Regions from separate parts of the Homo sapiens genome. Here region 1 is linked to region 2. Evidence: chromatin loops called from intact Hi-C (ENCODE). Cell type or tissue: PC-9. All regions are shown on one strand. Links, peaks and the distances in the headings refer to the core of each region. The heading gives the core; the rest is flanking DNA. Region 1 holds the start of LOC124909454 (a long non-coding RNA gene). Region 2 has its middle 49 kb from the start of LINC02082.

The links. Peaks named below come from ENCODE experiments on the same cell type or tissue, not always from the same donor. Only the 100,000 strongest peaks of a DNase experiment are listed, where the experiment ranks them.
Region 1: it touches region 2 in a loop (4-fold over the local background); 1 of 110 quality-filtered maps calls a loop at or near these places.

What each region holds. Positions count from the first base shown.
Region 1 is chr3:169,236,984-169,248,829 of GRCh38, forward strand. The region is part of intron 2 of MECOM (MDS1 and EVI1 complex locus); the gene reads right to left. It overlaps LOC124909454 (a long non-coding RNA gene), which reads left to right and starts at 5,078. Exons shown (of 2, transcript XR_007096154.1): 1 at 5,078-5,768; 2 at 10,343-10,663. RefSeq lists an enhancer at 3,562-8,173. In PC-9, for the core only: no CTCF peak of the experiment used is centred there; DNase peaks (open chromatin) are centred at 4,778 and 5,028; H3K4me3 peaks cover 1,319 bases; H3K27ac peaks cover 1,717 bases.
Region 2 is chr3:168,945,469-168,957,314 of GRCh38, forward strand. No RefSeq gene overlaps it. Among named protein-coding and RNA genes, the nearest start is that of LINC02082, 49 kb to the left of the region's middle. In PC-9, for the core only: a CTCF peak has its summit at 7,278; a DNase peak (open chromatin) is centred at 7,213; H3K27ac peaks cover 949 bases.

The DNA of each region.
Region 1 (11,846 bases), core at 3,520-6,019, 290 kb after region 2:
GACCTTTCACTTGACCTATGATCTCATAAATTCTGAAATCTCATACATGTAATCGAGAAACAAATAAACAAAACATCTGGATGAAGCTCTTCCTGAATTAAGTCTGAGTAGATGAAACATAGAACCAAAGGCTTCAGTAAGTAATGTAATATCCACTAGGATAATATGTAAATAGTAGAAAATAAATTTTTTGGGATTGACTAAGATACGGCAAATTATCAAAAGACTCAGCATTAGCTTCTATGAAAATATTTCTTTGGTCACATTAAAAATAACAATATACTAAGTTAGTCTGGTTAAAAATGAAACATCTTCAATGTAATACTGAAATGTAAAATCTTATCCTCAAGCATGAGAGTCAGAACTCTTGTCTGAATAAGTACCAAAGGATTTCACTCAGATAAAGATTGTGTAACTCACTATAGTATTCAATATAAAATTGTTATTTTAAGAGCTAACTGACCACCCTTAGTCACTCATTCTCCACTACAGTTTTATTATTTTTATAGAACTTGTCCCCGTATGAAATAATCTTCCTTTATTGATGTGCTGTCCCTCCCTACTAGAATGCATGCTTCATGAGGGCGACACATATTTCTGCTGTGCTAACTGCAATGTCTCCATCACAAAAAAAAAAAAAAAAAAAAAAAAATGTGGCACTTACTGTTGTTAAATGAACATATTTGTTGACTGAATAAAAGAATGACTATGCTTCCCAAAAATCACTGCATACCTGAACACCAGAGCAAAAATCTAAAGTAAATATACTAGCTAACTTTAAAGTTATATAGTTCACCCATTTTTTAGAAGTCCCATACTATTTAACCATTTAAAATTTATCCTGGATTTTTCTATATTGGTACTTAACTTCACAAATTTTCTTACTCTTTACTATTAAGAAATTATTTTTGGTGCAGGCAGGTTGGCTCACACCTGTAATCCCAGCAATTTGGGAAGTCCAGGCAGGTGGATCACGAGGTAAGGAGTTCAAGACCAGCCTGGCCAGCATGGTGAAACTCCATCTCTACTAAAACTACAAAAATTAGCTGGGTGTGGTGGTAGGTGCCTGTAATTCCAGCTAGTCTGGAGGCTGAGGCAGGAGAATCGCTTGAACCCAGGGGGCAAAGGTTGGAGTGAGCTGAGATCATGCCACTGCACTCCAGCCTGGGTGATGGAGCTAGACTCCATCTCAAAAAAAAAAAAAAAAGAAAAAAGAAAAAAGAAATTATTTTTTCTGACAAAATCAAAGACATCCTCAAAAACTCTCAGATTAACAAATGTTGATAATTAGCCCACAAATGCCAGCTGTAGCATGATTTAAGTCAAACCTCATGCTAATTTGAATATAGTCATGTTTCTTTCAGTAGATGTATGAACTCATATACTAGGAAACTGGTTTAAATTCACAGGAACATGCGAAGAGTTACTGAAACATGAGAGAGCATCAAGTTTGATGTTTTGCTACCTGAAATGACCACAGCAATTTTACTCTTAGGCATAGGCAAGCTAAAATTTACAAGCCCTTCAGATTAATGTAAGGAAGACTCAAACAGGAACCATAAAACCAAACCAAAAAAACCCCACGAACAAACCATTGAATAAAATTATTACTAAATAAAACAATTTGGAGGCAATATCTTCCAAAGGTTTAGCTAAAATATCCCCTGGACTCTCTTATAAAAGTTTGCATAAGGCATAAAGCTGATTCAGATAAACAAATCTGATTAGAAAGTCCACTTTCTCTTAAGATCTCTTATAGAATTCAACTAAGGAAATTTCAGTTTGAATATTAAATTAAAAGTGAGTTTTCACTTTCAAAATGGTGGTAGAAAAACCACTATGAATATATACATCCACTATTTAGTCAGTTAACAAAAGATTATAAACTAACTTACACAAAATATGTATTATGATTAATCCTATAAAATGCTAATACCAATAAACCTAGAATGTCTCATACTTATTTAAATCTTACCTGAATGTATCACATCTTCATCATAATGAGAATCGATAATAATAGATTAACACTATATATTTTTTGAAATGCAGAATAATTCTTGCTTTTTATGGGTTCCAAAATACTTAAAGATATGTTACATGTGAACTGCTATAAAAGTAAATTTTAAATTAATCACAAAACCCTAATTTTCTGACGTCCTCAAGCAAAGTTGAGTAAATTGTTCAGTTTGGCTAAAGCTTGAGGTTCTTTCTTGTTTAATCCTTTTTTCTTAAAGGTAATCAAAATAGTCAGATATGGTACAAATCATTTTGTTGGAGGAGAATTATGCTTGTGGTTTATTTAAATAATGTAATACCAATAAGGAGAACTTTAAAGAATATTAGAGTATTTGAAATATATGGAGAAATAAAAATGGCAACAAAAATATAAAAGAAAATTAAATACAGGAATTATTTTGTAGATACCACTGATATATTGGACATACTAACAATATAATATATTAAGAATAAAATCTAAGTAATAGCTATCAAAAAGAAATGGCTTGAAAAGTTCACATCAAGGGAAACCTATTAACTATTTAGAAATATAAGTTAAAATATATTATAATTGAGATTCAAATAAAAAGTTCTAGACTTCCAGATGAAAATAATATGAGAACTTAAAAAGATATTTATTTTGGGGGGTGTCCTAATAAATAAACTAGCAAGCTTACCATTTCTGTGTCATATCCTACATTAATCTATTAATGTAATCCAAGAAATTGTATTTTTTTCTAAATAAGTAAAGAATAGAAACCTCAGTTACATTTTAAAAATTACAAGGAAATTAGTAACAGAAACAGTTGTAGATGCTGTAAAAAGCAATATGGAAACTTTGAGGCGAAATAGGACAGAGTACCTAATTCCATTGTGTTGATATAACAAAGCCCAGACTTAAAAATAAAAGGTTTGCTGGCTTTACTTATGCTTTAGTTGTAGAAGCTTTTTACTACAAGAATTCAACTGCTGAAGTTCATTTCCTGTCTTTAATTCTAAACGAGCAATTTGCTGATAATTTCCTGTCTACATTTTCATAAAGTAGAAAGAACATGACTGGTTAAGCTAAATGTTTCAATAACCAAATAAACTTCAGCAAGTGTAGTTTAGGAAATTCGACAACTATCTAGAAACTGGTTTTATGATTATAGAATGTCTGAATACCATCTATCTCCCCCAAATGTTTGAAAATATTCTGAAGACCTTTGTGATTGCTTCTTTGACCCCCAGACAAATACAGCACCATTGCTTTGCCTCAGTGGCCCCAGAGCAATTAAAGTCAAAAGAGTATGAATCCCCTGAACTCTGAGCTGTTCCAGCATAGATGAGGAAGAAATGACCTCTAGCTGGGTTTCAGCCTCATTCCCCAACCCCCACCCTAAATCTTCATGCCTAAACCAAAATTCATTTGATGGAACTTTTTATAGACTGTGTTTTTGAATTCATGATTATCAGCATTTGGGGTTGAAATTAAAATAGGACATCACTAAAAGGGACTCGTCTAAAATCTAAATTAAGTTGTCAATTAAGGATGAAGAATGGCTTGTTATTATTGCCTTAAAATGATGTGTCCTCTTTGTCCTGTTGAGATCCCAAACATCTTCCATCTGAAATCTATTATAACTTCTGCAGAAGAGAATCTTAGGAAGTATACAGTTTCCTAAGTCTCAGAACTTAGGTCATGAAGGCTCAAAGAGGGGATGATCCATAAAGTCATGAAATGGGACAACTAAAAAACAAATGCCATTTTGTGCCTCTACCTGCCTCTAGATGCCAGCCAGTGGTAGAAAAGGAGTCAGATACTAATTATGAGGAGAGATTTTATTAGACAGATTTAAGGGGAACAGATGAGCCCAAATCCCCCTTTTTATTATCTACTGTACACTTAGCTAATGCTTTCTCCTGTGAGAAAGGCTTAAACAGTAAGCACAAACAGCACAATGAAATTGTAATGCCCTCTCCGTGTGGACCTGGATTATTTCAGCCACCAGCAATGTGAGTAGCTGCAGGTGTTGCACTAAATAAAGTAATATAAAGTGTCTACATTGCAACAGTGGAAGTACTGTTTCAAGACCCTTGTCTGCTTTTTATTAATAGTCAGATTCCTTCCTATCAGCAGCCACAACTACCTTTACCCTATTATTAAGCAACAATATTTTGATAGGCAAAGATCTATTAAAAATCACTGTTGATATTTTGTGACCATAGTCATTTTGGAGTTGAATAAGCGTTCAATCTTCTCACAGAAGGGGAGAACGTAAATTTGTGATTCAGGAAAAGAGGAAACCAGGGGTTACAAAGGTGGAGAGGCCAAGCAGAATGAAACAGACCCCCTCCATCAAGTAAAAAACTTGGCAGGATAACTAGAAACAGACCAACCCTAAATCTTAGGGTTCATGAGCTCTTAGAAACATAATTAACTGAAATAAAACTAATATTCCAGTGTTAAATTTCACCTTAACATACATCAGCAGTTACAATAACACCAGGTATAAAGAGAATCCGAAACTATTCATTTTGTTTATGGAATGTACCTTAAGCTAGGGGGAAACATTCCTTCACACATTAGTGTAATTTCTAAAATGGAGAAAAATTATCTACACAAAAAGAACTGTCAAGTTTACCTTACTCTATCAAGAAGCATTACTTTTGGGGAAAGTGTACTGATCACTTATTTGAAATTTCTTGTAATTATACAGAGCACCAGATTTCCAAAGCATTTGTTCTTGAGAAAGGAACCACTAATACCCAGGAAAGAAATGTTGAACAGGAAATGTTTGACCAATGTTGCATCACAAGATATCAAAAGAATTTCACTTTGGCTACTTCAGCGAATCAAGTCAGGACATTTTTAATTTTCTTTATAGTCTTTAAGCTTCTACAAAATAAGGTTTCCAAAAAATTGGTGATATTAAAATTTTTCTAGAAGTTTTGATACATGAAATAAAGTAAAAATCTTCTCCTAGAATGAAATGTAAAAAGTATTAGTGCTGAGAGTAGATAAACAACATTAGTGATCTGTGAATAGCATTCAGGAAATTCCATCTATCTGATGATCTGTCGGCTAACTGAGCAGTGTTTCATATGTCACCAGCTAACTAAAGCTCCCCATTGTGTTTATAGATTTCTTTTAAAGGCACTTTTAATGCCGTTTTACACATTAGGAGATAGTTAATTTAGAAGTAAATGGTAGACCACGAGAGGAGCCTTCTTCTTTTTCTTCTTTTTAAATTGATGTCCATTTGCATCTCAGCACAGCAACTCCACAAATTCCTGACTCTCAATCCTGAGAGTCCTGTCACAGGACTGCCTGCGGCAATCAGTCCTGGTTTCTTTTTGAACAAGCTTTCTTTTAACACTTAAATCCAGGGATGATTTAACAGAAAGTGTCTCAAGTCTATGAGCTACAGCCCCCTTAGACTCTACCCAAACAAAGCTACTAATGTGTGGTCAGTTTCTTGGCAACTCCACTCTCCGCTGATAACGCTCCTGCCTGCTATTCTCCAAGGAGCCGGCTGCTGGAAGACTGCTCCGAACCTCATCCCCTTGGTGCTCCTGATGCGGGCGATCCTCCGACTGCTCGGCGCCAACCACAACATGCTACCCACCGTGAGAGAGCAGGACGCGGGCTGCTCTAGTCAGGACTTATCGTCTATCATACTGATTGACGAAACCAAGAGTGAGCAGAAAAAATAAACACGAACAGAGGCTGCAGTGTATGGGCCAGTCAGCTGGGAGTTTTAGTATTTGGCCTTGGTGATCCTACTCTCATGGTAGGTTATCTTTTCCTTGTGCTATCATTTATCATAACTTTGAGGGCCAGGGAGAGAAACAAACCTACAATTTTTCTATTGGTTACATTCATTAGACTGCTTGCTTTTTTTTTTTTTTCTTTTCCTTAGCACTCCTTCCTTTGCCCCCTATAATAATCCCGTCCCCTCACATAGTATTCCCTTAAGAATGGTGAAATTAAATCTAAATATAGCTCTCCCCTTTTACTCCTATTCCAGCATAGATCATTGCAAGTAATTAACCTTTGTTATTCCATCAAATCTAGAATGCAAACCTACATGCTAATTTACTTAAGTCAGACTCAATAATAAATCTGCGTCTATAGCAGCTAAACTCAATGAAGATCCTGGATGTTGTTCAGTTATTTGGATTACTAACATCTTCTTTTTGAATAATGGCACTTGACTTTTTCAGGCACAAACCATGTTTTGTATTGGTCTTGACAGCCACTATAAAGTACTCCCCCAAGTGTCAGTAACAAAGATGATTTGTATGTGGCTTGCAGTCTTCCAGTGTTCTAATAGCTTTCTCATTCCAACCCAGAAACATGGAACACAGGGCAGCTGGTTAAAGCTGATACAAGCATTTCTTCTCTCAGCAGGCTATTCTTGCATAACCATTTATTTTGCAGAGTTTTAAAGTGCCTGAAGGATTTAATTATGTACATAGACAACCCCTATAAACTCTATTCTAGGGTTTTTATTGACTTTTGTGCTGGGCAGCTCTTAGGCATTTCAATTAAGTGTTTTTATAAGAAAAACGACAATATTGTTAAAAAAAATTCTTTATAGATACTTCCAAACAGGTTTTTTCCCCCGTCTGATTGAATAAACTATTTAATTGACCAAAAAAATCCAGGTTAATTCAAAGTTTGGTTTTTCCACTTTGGAAAAAATAGAGCGTTTGAGTCCCAGACAGGTTTGTGAAAATGAACCTGCCAATATCAGTGAAAGAATGGGCAGAGGGAGAACAGGATTACTTCGAAACATACTCTGAAACGTCACATGGCTACCTGTTACTCCGGAGTTTACTTAAACTCATGAGGGTAAAAACCTAAATGCAAAATTTTACATGTTCCACTAAACAAGTGCAGAATAATAAATTACCAAATTCATTTGGAGCACTCGCCTGACAGGCCTAACCCTCAAAAGTCTCCAGGAGACCCCAAAGCCCCCTTTGTCTGCCTTCTTCAATTGCAGGGCTCAAGTATTTACAAGGCTTCTGCAAACCTGCCTTCATTATGATGTGGGATATTTCAGTCCCAGCAGGTGGCCAACAGGAGACCAGACCTGCCCGTGAAATATGTAATACTTTTTCATATACTTTAACCAGAAATGTGCCCCTCCACAACTCTCCTAACTGTTCTAATTTCCCTTTCTCCTCTTAATCTCCTCAGAAAGCCATGAGCTTGCATTAAAATCTACCTAAAACATTTCACCCACAGGCAATGTAATTCTGAAACAAGCAACCAACATTTCACAGCTCTGGAGTAATAGATTAATTTGAACCTAATGTTGCCGTCGTTTACTGCTGCAAATGTTCTGGTGTAGACATAGCCCCGAGGCATGGTGCTGTGGCATGCACAAGTTTGGGAGCCGGAGCTACAGTTGGCTTAACATCTGTGCATCACATTTGCCATGTGCCTCATTATCCTGCACCCCACTGTGCCTACCTGTCCCCCTCAGCTTCTCAGCCACAGGCGATCTAATTTTTTTCCCCTCCAACTAAGAATCTTTGTTCTCCTTCTCACTTACTAAATTTTTGAGAGACCTCTGCACCCAAGCTGTGGGGATTCGGTCCATGTGAACAGCCCAGACCCTTTAGATTCTTAATTCTCCATTAGGAAGAGGAAAATTACAGCATTAAGTTTCTGACATGCCACCGCATAAATTGTGCCATTTGCAGAACCTACCAGAGTCTGTGACTAAACCCAGAGGCGTGTACTAAAGCATGGTGTTGTTGGTTTTGACTTTAACAAGTTTGGTCGGCTTCAATTATCTGTAAGCAAAGAAATAGTAACTTCCAACTCCAGATTTCAGAGAGATCAACAAGTAAAATCTAGTCACAGAAAGAGAAGATTGCCACACCAAAAATTAAAGCCAAGTGTCTTAAACTATTTAAGGAGTTAGCATTTCAAAGCTTATTGACACAAACAGTTGATACATACAACAACCTCACTCCATCACACACAAAAAAACAAAAACAAACAACAGCAAAAAAACGAAGGCTTTAAAAATAGATATAGTAACCAGGCCAAGCAGCTGCTTAAATTTTAATCCTGTTTTAACAATAAAAGAATCATATGACTCCTTTATTGGTTTTCCTTTGGAAGTGTTCTGGGTGCCCATTTATGGAGAGACAGAATGAAGATTTAGCCCTACCCAAACAATTTGAAATATGCAAAACATAAATAGTATTTGTTGTTATCATTATAAAGGGGAAATATAATATTATTAATAGAAGTATCAATAATGAAATATGCGAAAAACAACAGAACAGCCACGCTAGGGTTAAATGTTGAAAAGCCACCATCCTTGCCACAAGATAGAAGAAAAATTCAAACCAGAGACATTAGCTTTAAAAAAGCCAAAGCTTTGAATAAAGAAATTTAAAAACATTATCTTCATATTATATTTGACAAGCTGGATTTAGACATAGTCAACACATTAAAAAGGTGGCTTAGTGCTTTTCAATTGTTTACTAGTGTGCTAGCAAAGTACTTTACTGTGGGTGGTAGAAAATTAATTAGTTTTAAATAATCATTTTTATAGAACTAATAATTTTTTTAAAAAATTCATCAGATTCAAACAATTTCTACAACCTATCACTCAGACTTTTAGACCCTAGTGGAGAACAAAACTGAGAGGTCTTAGGAGAGAATGTTTCTAATGCCCTCTCCAAGTAAAAATATGCTCTGTTATAGAAATAGTATTGGATTTCCACACTTCCCTACATAATCCTCAAATTCTACGCAGTACAGAGCATTGAGTCTTGCACATTTCATTATATGCTTGAATTAATTTACCCTATATGGAATGTGTTACCTTTACAATAAAAAAGTCGCTATTCATTACTGAGAGTGGACAGATGGAACATGTTCAACTTAAGACATCAATAAGAAGAGAGGGAAAAACTTATAATCTATGTGGCACAGCCTCCTCCATCTGGTAGTTCCCAGCTTGTCTGCCAAGCCTTTTTTTTCCAAATAAAAGTGAGCATTTCTCTTTAGAGTTAATGGGACATTCTTAGATATTGACCCTGATTCTGATTTACAGATATTAAGCAACCATGCAATTAAAATATGATGTTTTCCAAAGGTAATCCATATCATAGGGGAATATTTGAGCCTAATTAGAAAACAAAAATTAGAACTACTATAATAATATTATGATAATACTAAAAGCATTATCAGATAAACAAAACAGTGTTTGATAGATTATGAAGGCAATTGAACAAGTTATTTTATTCTCTTAAAAAACACACTGTAAGCTGCATAAATACAACATTGGGTCAGTAAGGTGGCTGGCAATCTCTAGCAGGAAGACTATATTTGCACATCCTTCCCAAGCCCTTATCTAGCAGATGACACCTGCCTGATGTGTCACTAGGTACATCCCAAACCACAACTATCATGAGATCACTTTGCTAAGATGCAGTACACAAGACTATCAGGCTTTGAAATAAGTTAAATCTTATCATATCTTGATAAAAGTTAATTAGATTATCTCATCTATCAACTGAAACAGTACACATACACTTTTTTTTTTTTTTTTTTTGAGACGGAGTCTCACTATGTCACCCAGGCTGGAGTGCGGTGGCACGATCTCAGCTCACTGCAACCTCTGCCTCCCAGGTTCAAGCTATTCTCCTGCCTCCGAGTAGCTGGCACTACAGGCGCGTGCCACCATGCCCAGCTAATTTTTGTATTTTTAGTAGAGACAGGGTTTTACTCTGTTGTCCAGGCTGGTCTGGAACTCCTGACCTCATGATCCGCCCGCCTTGGCCTCCCAAAGTGCTGGATTACAGGTGTGAGCCACTGCGCCTGGCCCACATACAGTTTTTATGTATTTACCTCTCCTCTCATGTATTTGTTCCTTATGTCTGCTGTTCTTTGCTTTAAGCAATATCATTCTATGAAAGACAATGGATTGGGTCTTTATTTGTGTGCCAGCTCCAGGGCCTATGAATAATATTATGAAACATACACCCAATTCTCTGGCAATAGCCTATTATTTAAAGAGATTTTTTTAAGGTATAGACCATTTTTACATATTAGTAAAATATATAATATTATACCATCACAACATATTGGTAAATAACAATTACAACCGTATCTTTATTATTAAACCTTCTGTGTTGCAAAAAACCTCTGAAACTTTTTGTATAACCCTATCATGGAAAAACTACTCACTGTATATAATAATTACTATCATTCAGTATTATTTAAAAACATGAATAAACCTATGAAAAATATAGAATAAAAAGAGATCCTTGTAAAGGAAAAACAAAAAAGCTAACCATCCACCTAATACTTTTTTTTTTCTTTTTTTTTGAGATGGAGTTTCACTCTTGTTGCCCAGGCTGGAGTGTAATGGCACGATATCAGCTCACCACAACCTCCACCTCCCGCGTTCAAGTGATTCTCCTGCTTCAGCCTCCTGAGCAGCTGGGATTACTGGCATGCGCCACCACCCTGGCTAATTTTGTATTTTTAGTAGAGACAGGGTTTCTCCATGTGGGTCAGGCTGGTCTTGAACTCCCGACCTCAGGTGATCTACCCGCCTCGGCCTCCCAAAGTGCTGGGATTACAGGCGTGAGCCACTGTACCAGGCCTCTAATACTTTTATTCAAGGATTAATAAAGCCTTTTAATGCAATGATGTAATTGCATTTCAAGTTTCTTGAAACAATTTCTAAAATTTATAGCAATTTAGACAATAACTATTTATTAAACACTCACTACATGCTTATCCCACAATCCCTAAAATGTGATGGATATGCTGTCATACTTTTGGCACTGAGAAATTTTCTAAAAAATACAATTTTATTGACATATATTTAAACAGAATCTTTGGACATTAAGACTGTCTGCACAAAAATTTCTCTAAATTACTTTGTTAAAAATGTGATAGAATTCAGTTAAACCTGAAATTTGGGTCAATATGATACCAACTAGCTGACTTTTGCCCAGTGAACCTACATAGCTGCTCCATTTCTTCATCTCTAAAATGAGAATTATCATAATACTTATGTCATAGATAGGTTGTGAAGATTAAATAAAATCATGTGTTTAAGTATTTAGGATAGCACCTGGCACAGGGTAAAAACAATATGTTAACTATTTTTATTATGTATGTATTTAGAAGTTTCAAGTAATTCTAAACTTGACAATATTATTAGAATTGCATTACAATTACTTGGGAAAATCACTCCAAACCAATTAATCTGAATCTATGAGGATAATTATAATGTGTAGCTAGAATTGAAAACCTGTGATGAAGATATAGAAATTCAGCAGATTGGTGGCCCCTAAATGATTTGTTTTCGCTACTTCCTTGTGTCCTCCTAAAGCAAAGCTCAACTCAGTGATTTGCAGATAGTAGATGCTTAATCATCAAATAAAATGGAAAACTGCTAAATCTACCTCTTAGTTTGTATTGCACAAATTCTTAGTCTAAGTCTCTATACATGGTATAACATGTTCAGGGATGCATTTCTAGGCACTGTTCTAGGAATACCCTTTTGTTGTCTGTCAATTTGACATCTCTCTATTCATCTCTTCTTTGAGTACTATTCTTTGGGTACTGTTATGGTACCCAAGATTATGTCCTCATATATTAAAGCCCTAACACCCAATGCCTGAGAATATGACCATATTTGGAGATAGGACCTACAAGTATTAGTTAAAATGAGCTGTTATCGTGGGCCATAATCTAATCTGATTAGCGTACTTCTAAGAAGAGAAATGTTGGAAACACAAAGAGACACCAGAGGCATGCATGCTCAGAGGAAAGATCATGTAAGTAGGGCATAGTAAGTAGGTAGAGATCTGCAAGCCAA
Region 2 (11,846 bases), core at 6,172-8,671:
TGTGGTTGGGGGGAAATGGGAATTCTCTGTAGCATCTTTGCAATTTTTTTTTCTTTTCTTTTTTTTTTTTTTTTCGGAGACAGAGTCTCACCCTGTCGCCCAGGCTGGAGTGGAATGGTGCAATCTCAGCTCACTGCAACCTCCGCCTCCTGGTTCAAGCAATTCTCCTGCCTCAGCCTCCCGAGTAGCTGGGCTTATAGGCACTCGCCACCACGCCCAGCTAATTTTTTGTATCTTTAGTAGAGACAGGTTTTCGCCATGTTGGCCAGGCTGGTCTCAAACTCCTGACCTCATGATCTGCCTGCCTCTGCCTCCCAAAGGGCTGGGATTACAGGCATGAACCATCGTGCCCGGCCTGCAATATTTATCTAAATCTAAAACTGTTCTAAAAAAGAAAGTTTATTTTTAAAATAATGACTCTTCAATGCTTGGCAATCTTACTCGATGAAAATTATTTTCCTTTGAACATGGTCACAAGTCAAATGTTATTTACTCAAGTTGTTCTATAAAAGAATAGGGACTGTATTAGCTTCCTAGGGCTGCCATAACAAAGTAACACAAACTGAGTGGCTTAAACACCAGAAATTTATTGTCTCACAGTTCTGGAGGATAGAAGTATGAGATCAAAGTGTTGGCAGGGTTGGTTCTTTCTGAGGGCTGTGAGAAAGAGTCTGTTCCATGCCTCTTGCCTCGCTTCTTGTGGTTCGCTGGCAATCTTTGGCATTCCTTGGCTTGTAGATTCATCACCCTGATCACTGTCTTCATCTTCATATGGCATTCTCCCATGTGCCTGTCAGTCTGTGTCCAAATTTCCTTTTTATAAAGATACCGGTCACATTGGATTAGGCTGTACCCTTATGACCTTCTTTTAACTTGATCACTTGCAAAGACCCAATTCCCAAATAAAGGTCACAGTCACAGGTAATGGGATAATACTTTCAACATCTTTGGTGGGGAGACATTACTTAATCCCTAACAGACACAGTCTTTGAATCCAAAATGTCCATTTGTTTATCTAGAAAGTCACCTCACTCACTGAATGCCTCATAGGAGAGTGAGTGCTTGGATAGTGCTAATATTTTCTAACAACACTGTAACTTATATTTACTGTGAGTGACCTGGAATTAACTAACTGGGCCTTTAATAAAGCCAATCAGATTTCAGGCTTTACTACATTTGCACTGACACCATCATAACTAAACCTATAGATATAACTTTCAACTACTTCTTAAATTGCCAAGAATTTTTAAGCTCAAATGAGGTTACACTGGACTTGCATATGCATATTTTTCTCTTCTTGTCCCTGTTCTACCTCTTCATCTTCCCCACTTTCAACTATATTTAAAAGACAAAGTGTTCAAATATGTTCATAAAGCACAGAAATGGACAATCATGAATAATTTTTTCAAAACATAGTTCAAAGAAATTCGGACTTCCCAGCCAAGCCCTTTGGAGTTACTATGTAGCGGCATCTAGGCACATTCTATAGAGTAGATTATGGACTCCTCAACCAACCAGATTTATAAACTCACTTATGTGGACATTTACCATATTCCCCTTCTGGCCGTAAGTACTATAAATAAGTAAAACATGCATGTTAGACAGTATGTTAAATGTTACAAGTGTTTGGGAGAAAAATAGGGCATAGAAATAAATATAAAAGGATGTCAGACTGTGAAATTTTAGATAGGGCATCCAGGAATGGTCTCGCAGAGAAGATAACTTTGGATTAAAGGACAAAACAGAATAAGGAATTCAGATACATAGCTATCTGCAGGGAGACAACTGATGATGTTCCAGGCAGAGGGAACAACTCAAGTGAAAGCACCAAGAAGGGAACATGCCTGGAATGTCTGAGGCCAAGGTAGCTGGAAAAGAGAGAGTAAGAGGAAAAATGTTAATAGATGAAATCAGAGAGATATCAGAGAATCAGGTTATTTAGGTAACTGTTTAACATAATGAGTATTTTGGCTTTTACTCTAAGTAAAATTCATTAAGCTATTTTCAAAAGGGACAATAACACAATAATAATTAGGTTTTCTGCATAGAGAATAGATTATGGGAGACTTCTCTCCAGGCAGAGGCAGAGAGACCAGCTAGAAGCTGGCGAGAGAAAATGGTGGTTTAGACCACAGTGTCAGCAGTGGGAATAGGAAGACGTTATTAATTTGGGATATAATTTCATGCACAACAAAAAGAATTTGCTGATGCAATGGGTGTAGAGTGTGAGAAAGAGAGAGTTTAAAATGACACCAAGATTTATGGAATAATTGAATTGTTATTTAACTGAGATGGAAATGACTGCAAAAGAGCTAAAAGTTTATTAGAGAGAGGTAGATATGAGGAGGCAGTTTGGGACATGTTAAATTTGAGATGACTCTTGGATTTTCAAGTGGCTATTTAGGCTCTGGGAGAGTTGAGTCCAGGACACAGAGAAGAAGTCCAGGCTGGAGAAATAAAGTTTTGATCCATTAGTATACAGATGATATTTCAAACCATGAGACTAGATGAGATGACCTAGAAAATGTGTAGACAAAAAAGAGAAGTGGTCCAAGGATTGAGCCCTGGATATTTTATTATTTCTCTAATGTTCTTTCTTTGTATTTTCTGCAGACTCATCTCCACCTTAACCAACCGTTAATGGTTGGCATTGCTCTACTGTATGTCAAAACTTAAAATGCTACAGTAATTGAAACAACATGGTATTGGTTTATGAAGATACAAATAATCAAATTAATAGGATCAATAGCCCATCTGCAGACTGATATATATATATATCCACAGACTGATATATATATATGTATTTATATATATATATAGAGAGAGAGAGATGTGATTTACAACAATAGTGGTGCTATAATATTGGGGATATGGTGGTGTGGTGGTGTTTTTAACAATGTATTGGGAATACTTACAATGCAAAGAAACAAATGACAGAAGCTCGAACCCTGCTTTACATAATACCCAAACATCAATTCCATATGTATTAAAAATTTAAATGTGCAAAGGAAAATAACAAAGCATCTAAGAGATAATATAGTAGAATATAGTCATAATATCTCTACAGGCAAAAAATTTATTAAATGGGAAACAAAATTATTAACTTTAAGAGAAAGATTGATAAATCAGGTTATATATAAAAACTGGACATTTCTGTTCATTGAAATATACCATTAAAAAAGTGAAAAGGGGCCAGGTGTGGTGGCTCACACCTGTAATCCCAACACTTTGGGAGGCCGAGGTGGGCAGATCACCTGAGGTCAGGAGTTCGAGACCAGCCTGGTCAACATGGCGAAACCCCCTCTCTACTAAAAATACAAAACTTACCCAGGCATGGTGGTGCGTGCTTGTAGTCCCAGCTACACGGAAGGCTGAGGCAGGAGAATTACTTGAACCTGAGAGGCAGAAGTTTTAGTGAGCTGAGATTGTGCCACTGCACTCCAGCCTGGAAGACAGAGCGAGACTCTGTCTCAGAAAACTAAGTAAATAACTAAATAAATAAATAAATAAAATAAGTGAAAAGGCAAAAATACTAAGAGGGAAAACATACTTTCAACACATATTGCTGGCAAAGAACTTTTTTCCTGATTATATAAAGAACTCCATATGTGAATAACAAGGAGGCAGACAACCCAATAGAAAAAAGGACAAGACAACTGAAAAGGCACTAAACACACACACACATACACACACACACACACACACACACACACAGAATGATAGACAAATATCAAGTAAACACACAGAATATAGGAAAAGATATTCAGCCTCATTAGTAATGAGGAAACTGCAAATTAAAACCACCTATAGAAAAGCCTAAATTTTAAAATATCACTAATCAGTATTAGGGAGATCGGGTTGTATACTGCTACACCACTTTGTAAAAAATGTGTCTACTAAAGCTGAAAATACACGTAGGTTATGACCTTGTAATTCTACTCTTTAATATACACCTAAGATAATACAAAACATTTATATTAAGAGATATGCATAAAAATGTTCATAGCAGCATTTCTTACCATAGTCAAAACTAAAAACTACTCAATGTCTTTAATAGTAGAATTTTTAAACAACTTGGGGAATATCCATGAGTGCATGGAATAATGTTGAGTGAAAGAAGCCATATACATATATATATATATGTGTATATATATATATATATACACACACATATATATATATACATATATATATATACACACACACATATATATACATATATATGTATGTATAGTATGACTCATTTTAAATTTAGTTCAAAAACAGGACAAAAGGAAATGTTTAATAATGCCAGCTTAGGTGGTATAAACAAAAGCAATTACCTACCATTCATAGTAATGGTAACTTTGAGAGGCAATGATTGAGAGGGGACACAAAGGACACTGACAATATTTTATTTGGTAGTCTTGAGGGTTACACAGGTGTTTGCTTTCTGACAAACAATTGCACTTTCAGAAAAGTAAAAAAGGATTGAATTCAAGTACTGAAAGATAAGATAAAGCAAATCAACTACTGATTTTTGGATTTGCTTTTGTGCTTAAGGAAACTTTAGGAAATGGTGGAGCACTATAACAGAAACAAAAGAGGGACAAAGCAGTATAATTATTTTAGACCAAGGAAAAGGATTAGGGAGAACAAAAAGTTTTCATCTCACTTGACAATCTGATTGACTGGTATTCTGATTGAGTTTGGGACCATTCATGAGCAAAGGGTAAAAGAATTCTGTGATGAATTATTAATATCTATTAGTAGATATTTGTCATACTTGTCCTAGGTTGCAGAGTTCTTAGTAAACAGATTAGCTCCAAATCCCAAAGAAAAGTGAGTTTGGGCAGGGAATGGTTCAATTAAGCCTGGGCTTAAAAAGAAGCCCCACATGCTGGGATATAAATTTAGCCTGCATTTTACCTTCTGAATTAAAACAGGTCGTGTGTATTGTGAGTGTCAGGGGTGTGCTGGTGGTGAAATGGAGTGGAATGTGAGGTAGAGAATGATTTCTCAGAAATAGGAAATCATTAAGTATTTACCCAGCAAAGAAGACAGGTAATGTAAAATTGATGTGAAGCACAAAGATTTTTCTTAACACAGTCTTTTTACATTTGTATTTTATAAGTGCTATTGATTTAAGATTCATTGGGAAAAAATGTGAAAATATTGAAAATGACACCAACTTGGAACCAAAAGCCTTGGTTTCTAATTTCAGTTATGTCACTAGTTAAATGTGTGAATTTGTGCAAATCACTTTTCTTCTCTGGACCTCTGCTTCTTTACCTGTCAAGTTAGCAATTAGAACAAGCTGGCCTCTGCATTTCCTTCTAGCTCTAATAGACTATAATTCTATGATGGAGACAGTTTGATTAGGTGGAAAAATCATGTGCATCAGTGTCAGGCCTTTGTGACTAAGCCTCTCTGAGCCTCATTTTCTCATCTGTAAATTAGGAGTGATCATATCTACATCGTTTGATTGTGAAAGTCAAAAAGAGATGAAATTGTCAAGAGCTCAGCCTAGCACCTGGAACTTAGTGAGCTTCCCAAAATAGTAAATTGTAATTAGGGCTAAAATACAATTTGCATGAAGCAAACCTATTTCAGATTCCAAGAATTTTCCTTTTTTTCTGATCTCAAAACAATCAGTGTCTTGGTCAACTATTTTGTAATCCATTATCTCTTCCATTCTGGGCATTGCTTTTATTTTTTAAATATTGCTTAAATATAACATTACTAGAAAAGATAATAGTGGCCATTTAGCTATCACCCAACTATGTGCCAGGCACTGGGCTGGGTAATTGCATATAATCCTCATAGCACCAATGTGAGGTAGACATTTCCCTTGCTTCAAAGTTAGGGCCAGTCATATTTTATTAGATATTCCCATAGCACCAAGCACAGCACCTTGAACAAAGTAGACTCTCATTACGTGTATTTTTGATTGACTGAAATGTGGCAGTGAGTCCCCTCCCTCTCTCTCTAATGTTTGTAGTTATTTGATTTATAAGAAATCTCTGTCCCTGGCTGTGGTCAGCTATTGAATTTATGTGTGACAAGAAAACCATAGAGTTTGGCAACTGTGCGGTGATAGGTGATGTGTGAATCATTTGGGGGAAGAATGAACATTTTATATTCAGACCTCGAATACCTGGGTCCTATGGTTAGTTAATCATGTCTATGGAATGCATGACTGAGCAGACAGGTTCAAAGGTAGGGGACTCGAAGCCACTCCATTGTGTGTTTCTAGATACCATCTTATTGCCCATTGGTAATATTTTCTATAGTCACTGCTCAAATGTATGAGACAAATACAGTCTAGGGTTTTTTCTTCTTAAAAGAAATTCTATAATGTAGGAAGCAGGGTCCAAACTGGAAGGCCCAGGACATTGTGACCCGTCAAGAGGTTAGAATATTCCCCCAATAAGTCACATCAGTCTGATGTGATACAACCAGAAAACTGCATGGGTTGGCACACAATGAGAGACTCCTGGGGACACGTCCCTAAAAGTAGCTCCAAGGCAGGAATTAAAAATGGTTCTGGAAGCTTTTGAGCAACTGAGCTAGCAGGACCAGAGCTGGCAGACATCACAACAGGCCATCGTTCCAGATGCTGCTCCCAAAGAGCACCCCCAGTGTCCGGCCCAGGCAGTTCCTCCTCAAGTAATTAATCTTGGCCTCCTTAAGTTACCCCCAGGTTCCCAGTGGATGTTTTTCTTCACTTCCCTATGAAATCACTTGAGTCTAGGTGCTGGTGGGGGTTGGGGAGTAGTATGGTAGGCATTGAACAATTCCAGCTTCACCAGTGGGAGAAATGGCCCTGTAAATCCTTTCAAAGGGCGCCCACCAAGTCCTTCAGAAGGAAGGGGCAGCCAGTGACATGAATACGATTATTGTAGTAGAGCAAAATGTGTGACTCGCCAGAATTCTGTTAAACCCAGCAAAAGGGAATGCCACAGTTAACCTATACCCCTGGGGAGCACTAAACCTGAAGCAGACTTATTAATTAGGTCTTCTGAGGGGCACAGAAAAAGGGGAGGAGGCCTTTTAAGTCACAGAGACAGACAGAGCTCCATTCTAACCAATTCCTTTCCATGGGGGCAAGTCCTGTATCTTTTTTTTCTTTTTTTTCAAACCAAACAGTTTGAGTTACATGTTCACAAGGTCCCTGTTGTGCCAAAGAGCATTTTCAATTCAAGTAGAACAGAAAAAACGTTTGTAAAATGAATCAGTAGGTGGAGCTCTTTCTTTTTATTTATTTTTCAATCCAAGGTCCCATTATTATTGAGGGACACAGAGCTTCAAAATGAAAAGAAATAGGCATTTTAAAAATGAAAACACATATACAACGTGCTTTCCTAATTGAAATGGTATATTGCGAAATCATTACTGTCACAGAACATTTGCGTTGCATGCAAATGCTGAAGCAAAGAAAATATATAAACCTAAATTGACTTTAGCAATTTGAAAGTGATAGTGGACATCTGTGTTCAATAAGTTTTTGCTGGTAACTGGTGTTTAATATTTCATGTCAAATCAAGAAGAGTGATAGAAGGTTTCTGAACACAGAGATGGCTGGCATTTTTGCAGCACAGCCTGCCCTTTGTCATACTCACCATAAAGAAACCTGCTGTAGCGAGGGTTGAAACTGCACCAGAGTGACTCCTTTTTTGGAACTTATATAAACTTCCAGAATATACTGTCTCTATTTTCTTTTAGAAAGATGTCTATAAGAAAAACAGGTTAAAGGACTTCCAAAGCTCATTATTTATTTAAGGGAAAAAAGGGTGTGTGTGTTTTGGGGATAGGGAGCTTTTGGAAGAAATTACAGCAGAATAAATCATCTAGAACAAATCTTACCTTTGTGTTTTCGTCAATCCTGATTCCTTTCTAGTCAGTGTGCAGTGATGTTAAGGAACTTGGTTGCCAATAGAAACATGCCTTCCTAAGTCTCACAATGAGGGCTAGATTGGATTTTAATGTTTATGTAGTTGGGCAGGGTAATGGTGGAGAATGGAGAGTAGGGAGGAAGAACTTTTTAAATAACTTTATAATTTCTTTTTCCACATCATGTTAAATAGGCAATCTTGACTCTAAATAGAACGTTTTGTCTTCGTAACAAATGTGATGAAAGGAAAAACTGCGGGGAGGGGGACAGCATTATTCTTTGAGCTGGCCACAGGATTAGCACTTAGTCCTGAAAAGGGTCATGTTGACCTGATTGTCATGTTAAGTCATGCTGACCTTAACATCTTCCATTTAGTTCTCTAACACAGAGGCTGGACCCTTGAATCTGCTTTGAGTATTGTATAATAAAGGTAAAATAAGAAGACCGACAGACTTTGAGGTACTACAGATATCAAGAAACAGTTTATGTTTATGTTGATATGAAGAAGTGTATATCTGAGCAAAGGAGTGCCCCCTTCCCTTCTCCGATGGTAGGACCAAGAATATGGTCCTGGAATGACCAGAAGCGGACCAAGAATATGGTTCTAGAATGACCAGAAGAGGATAAACAGGTACATGTTCTTTTTTATCCTAAAGTGATTTTTTTTTCTAGTGAGAGAAAAGCAAGTTGCTGAAAATATCCAAAAAACTGGAATGATTTGCCTGTGTGCCTAAAGTCATCTAACTTAGGTTCAAAAATAGAAAGAAATAGCAAGTTGTGTATTTTATTTTTTAGAGATGGGTCCTCGCTGTCTCCCAGCTGGACATGAATGCCTGGGCTCAGGTGATTCTTCTGCCTCAGCCTCCTTAGTAGCTGGCACATGCTACTGCACCAGGCTGATTTTAGCAACTGTTATAGTTTGAATATGTGTTACTGCCCAAATATCATATTGAATTGTAATCCCCAGTGTTGGAGATGGGTCCTGGTGGGAAGTGATTAGATCATAAGGGTAGTTTTCTCATGCATGGTTTAGTACTATCTCCTTGGTGCTGTTCTCATTATAGTGAGTGAGTTCTCATCAGATCTGGTTGTTTAAAAGAATGTGGCACCTCCCTGCTCGCTCTCTCTCTTGCTCCTGCTCTCACCATGTGATGTGCTAGCTCCTGCTTCATCTTCCACCATGATTGTAAGCTTCCTGAGGCCTCCCCAGTAGCTCAGCAGATGCCAACATCATGCTTCCTGTACAGCCTGCAGAGACTTGAGCCAATTAGACCTCCCAGTTTCAGGCATTTCTTTATAACAAAGAAAGAATGGACTAGTACAGCAACATAGGAGGAAACAGAGTAGATGAAAATAGTAACAACGTGCTTAGTGATGTGATAGAGTCTAATAGTATACTAAGCTAATTTTGCACCCCAAAATATGTATCTACAGGCAAACGTTAGGCACATAATAAATCACACTGAGAAGCTCAGCAGATGCCGGCATCGTGCTTCCTGTACAGCCTGCAGAGAAGTGAGCCAATTAGACCTCCTTTTATAAATTACCCAGTTTCAAGCATTTCTTTATAACAAAGAAAGAATGGACTAGTATAGCAACACAGGAGGAAACAGAGTAGGTAAAAAGAGTAAGAATATGCTTAGTGATGTGGTAGAGTCTAATAGCATACCAAGCTAATTTTGCACCCCAAAATATATATCTACAGGCAAACATTAGGACATAGTAAATCACACTGACAAGTTTTAAAGAAATCCTTTCTTTGTTTCAAAATAGCATTAGCCAATAATATGACGTCTTGCACTATGATTTATGCTTTGCAAAATTATAATAATTTTGTCACTTGATCATCATAATATCCCTATGAGTATCAAGGAAGTGCATATATCTTCCTTGTTGAGACACAGGAAAGAAGTAGTTTAGAAATGAATTGTGCCTAAGATAACATGGAATCTTTGTGGGTATATTTGTCCAAAAAGCCAAGCAGCATGGCCATGGCTAGAGCCAGGGGCTTCATGGCCACAGTTGAATAACCTGTCTCTTTTCTCTTAGAGCAGGAAGCTACTGTTGTCCACCAGACTTGGGCATTCAATGTGCAGCATGCAGGGGACCAAGCTAATCCCCCTGGCAGATGTTAAATCAATAGAAAAATGCAGATAACATACATGGGAAAGTGTAGCCTTCTCTTTCTACAGCTGCCAGGGTGATCTGCCTTGGGGCTTAGTCTGTTTCCCATATATTCCTTAAGTAAAATCCCAGCTATTGTGGCTAGTTAAAAGGGTGAAAGAAAAAAGATGTCATCACTCAAATGTTTCCCATGTAGGGTATGTTTATTAGTCATCAGTCTTATATATCACCATTCACTGGAAAGGTCCACATTTACAGTTACCATCAGCCTCTTCATTTTCTCCAGTCTGCAACTAAGCCTGCGCCATTTAATGCCCCCATAAGCATCCATTTGTGAGCCATTGTGGCTCCTTGCCAAGTCGTTGTGGCACTGAAGTTAGGGGTATAAACAGAGCATTATAGTACAACTACAGAAAATGATTTTTCCAGTGACATATCAAAATCCCCCATCTGCCTCTTTATCTTCAAAGAGAATCTAATGCCTTACTGTACCATCATTCGGAAAACTGATTCTCATTTTATTAGGAGCCCACTTTAGCTACCTAACTGCAAATTAGCATCATCTGCTACATGTAAAAAGGATCTGCTTCTCAGCTGTTACTGTAACTTATTTTATTAATAATCATTTGTGTTCTTTTCAACTTTAGACATTAACTGTCTTTTAAATCAAAATGAAATGTGTACTTGGCAACTTCTGACTCAAGCATTTGGTTCCCTGTAAATCCTGGAAATGACACAGTGTGCACTTTTCCTCTGGCGTACCTCTTCAGAAACCAGAGTTATGCAAAGAGGGACACTTAAGAACTAGGCAGCCCTGTCTCGCAAAGCCTCCCCAAGTTCTGGGAAGCAGTGGCATGTTGAAAATGACAGGAACGGAGCTCTTAATCACATGGAATTAAGAGAGTGTGTGTGTGTGTGTGTGTGTGTGCGCGCGCGCTCATGTGTGTATGTGTATGGTGAAGCAGGCCAAACAAAGACCCGAGTTTCTCTTCCTAACAATCTTAAAAAATAATTTCCTAGAATCCAACATTCTTCACATTTGTATATACTTTCAGGATAATGCATGGTTTTTTATTCTGATTTTAATAGAATCATGTTTCTCACCCTCGTTGTCTTACTCAAACTTTGTAATTTATGCAATTATGCATTTCTCTTCTCTAAAATGCTCTCTGAGCCAATTAAAAAATTATCTTAAATTTCACTTTTTCTGACTCCCACTCCTTACTCCCACTACAGATACAGAGAAAGTGGGCACACTATTAATTAGCCATTGCAAGCATCAGAGTTCCTTCCCATTAGATTCTCTTAATGATCCATCTGGATAGATAGGAAAGGTGTCATACCCTAATTCACAGAAAAGGAAACTTGGGCATAAAATTAAGATTTGCCCATTGCTGGAGCTGTCCATGAGCATTAGGAGTCCGGAATCCTAACTCTTAATAAAATCTATAATGATAAACAAAGCTACTATATACCAAACAGTGTACCAGGAAATGTCATCAGTGATTGCATTCCTTATCTCTTTGAATCCTCAAAAAAAAGCCTACAGTAGATATTAGAACTCTCATTTGAAATATGAAAAAGTAGGTTTCAAAAGATCATAAAGCTAGATAGCAGGAAAACCAGGAAACAAACCTGTCAACCCAGTTCCCAAACTTTTGGCATAACCACTTTGCTTTCTAGTCTCCTATACCTTCAGTCTGCAATGCTAATGTATTAATTATACTAGTCATTAGTAATAACACTGCTGACTTTTTCTTGAGGTGTAGGTATTTTTTATTTTTCTGGGATTCTTATAAATATTACTTTAGAGATATAAGGGCTGATTGTCACTCACAAAGAGCAGGGT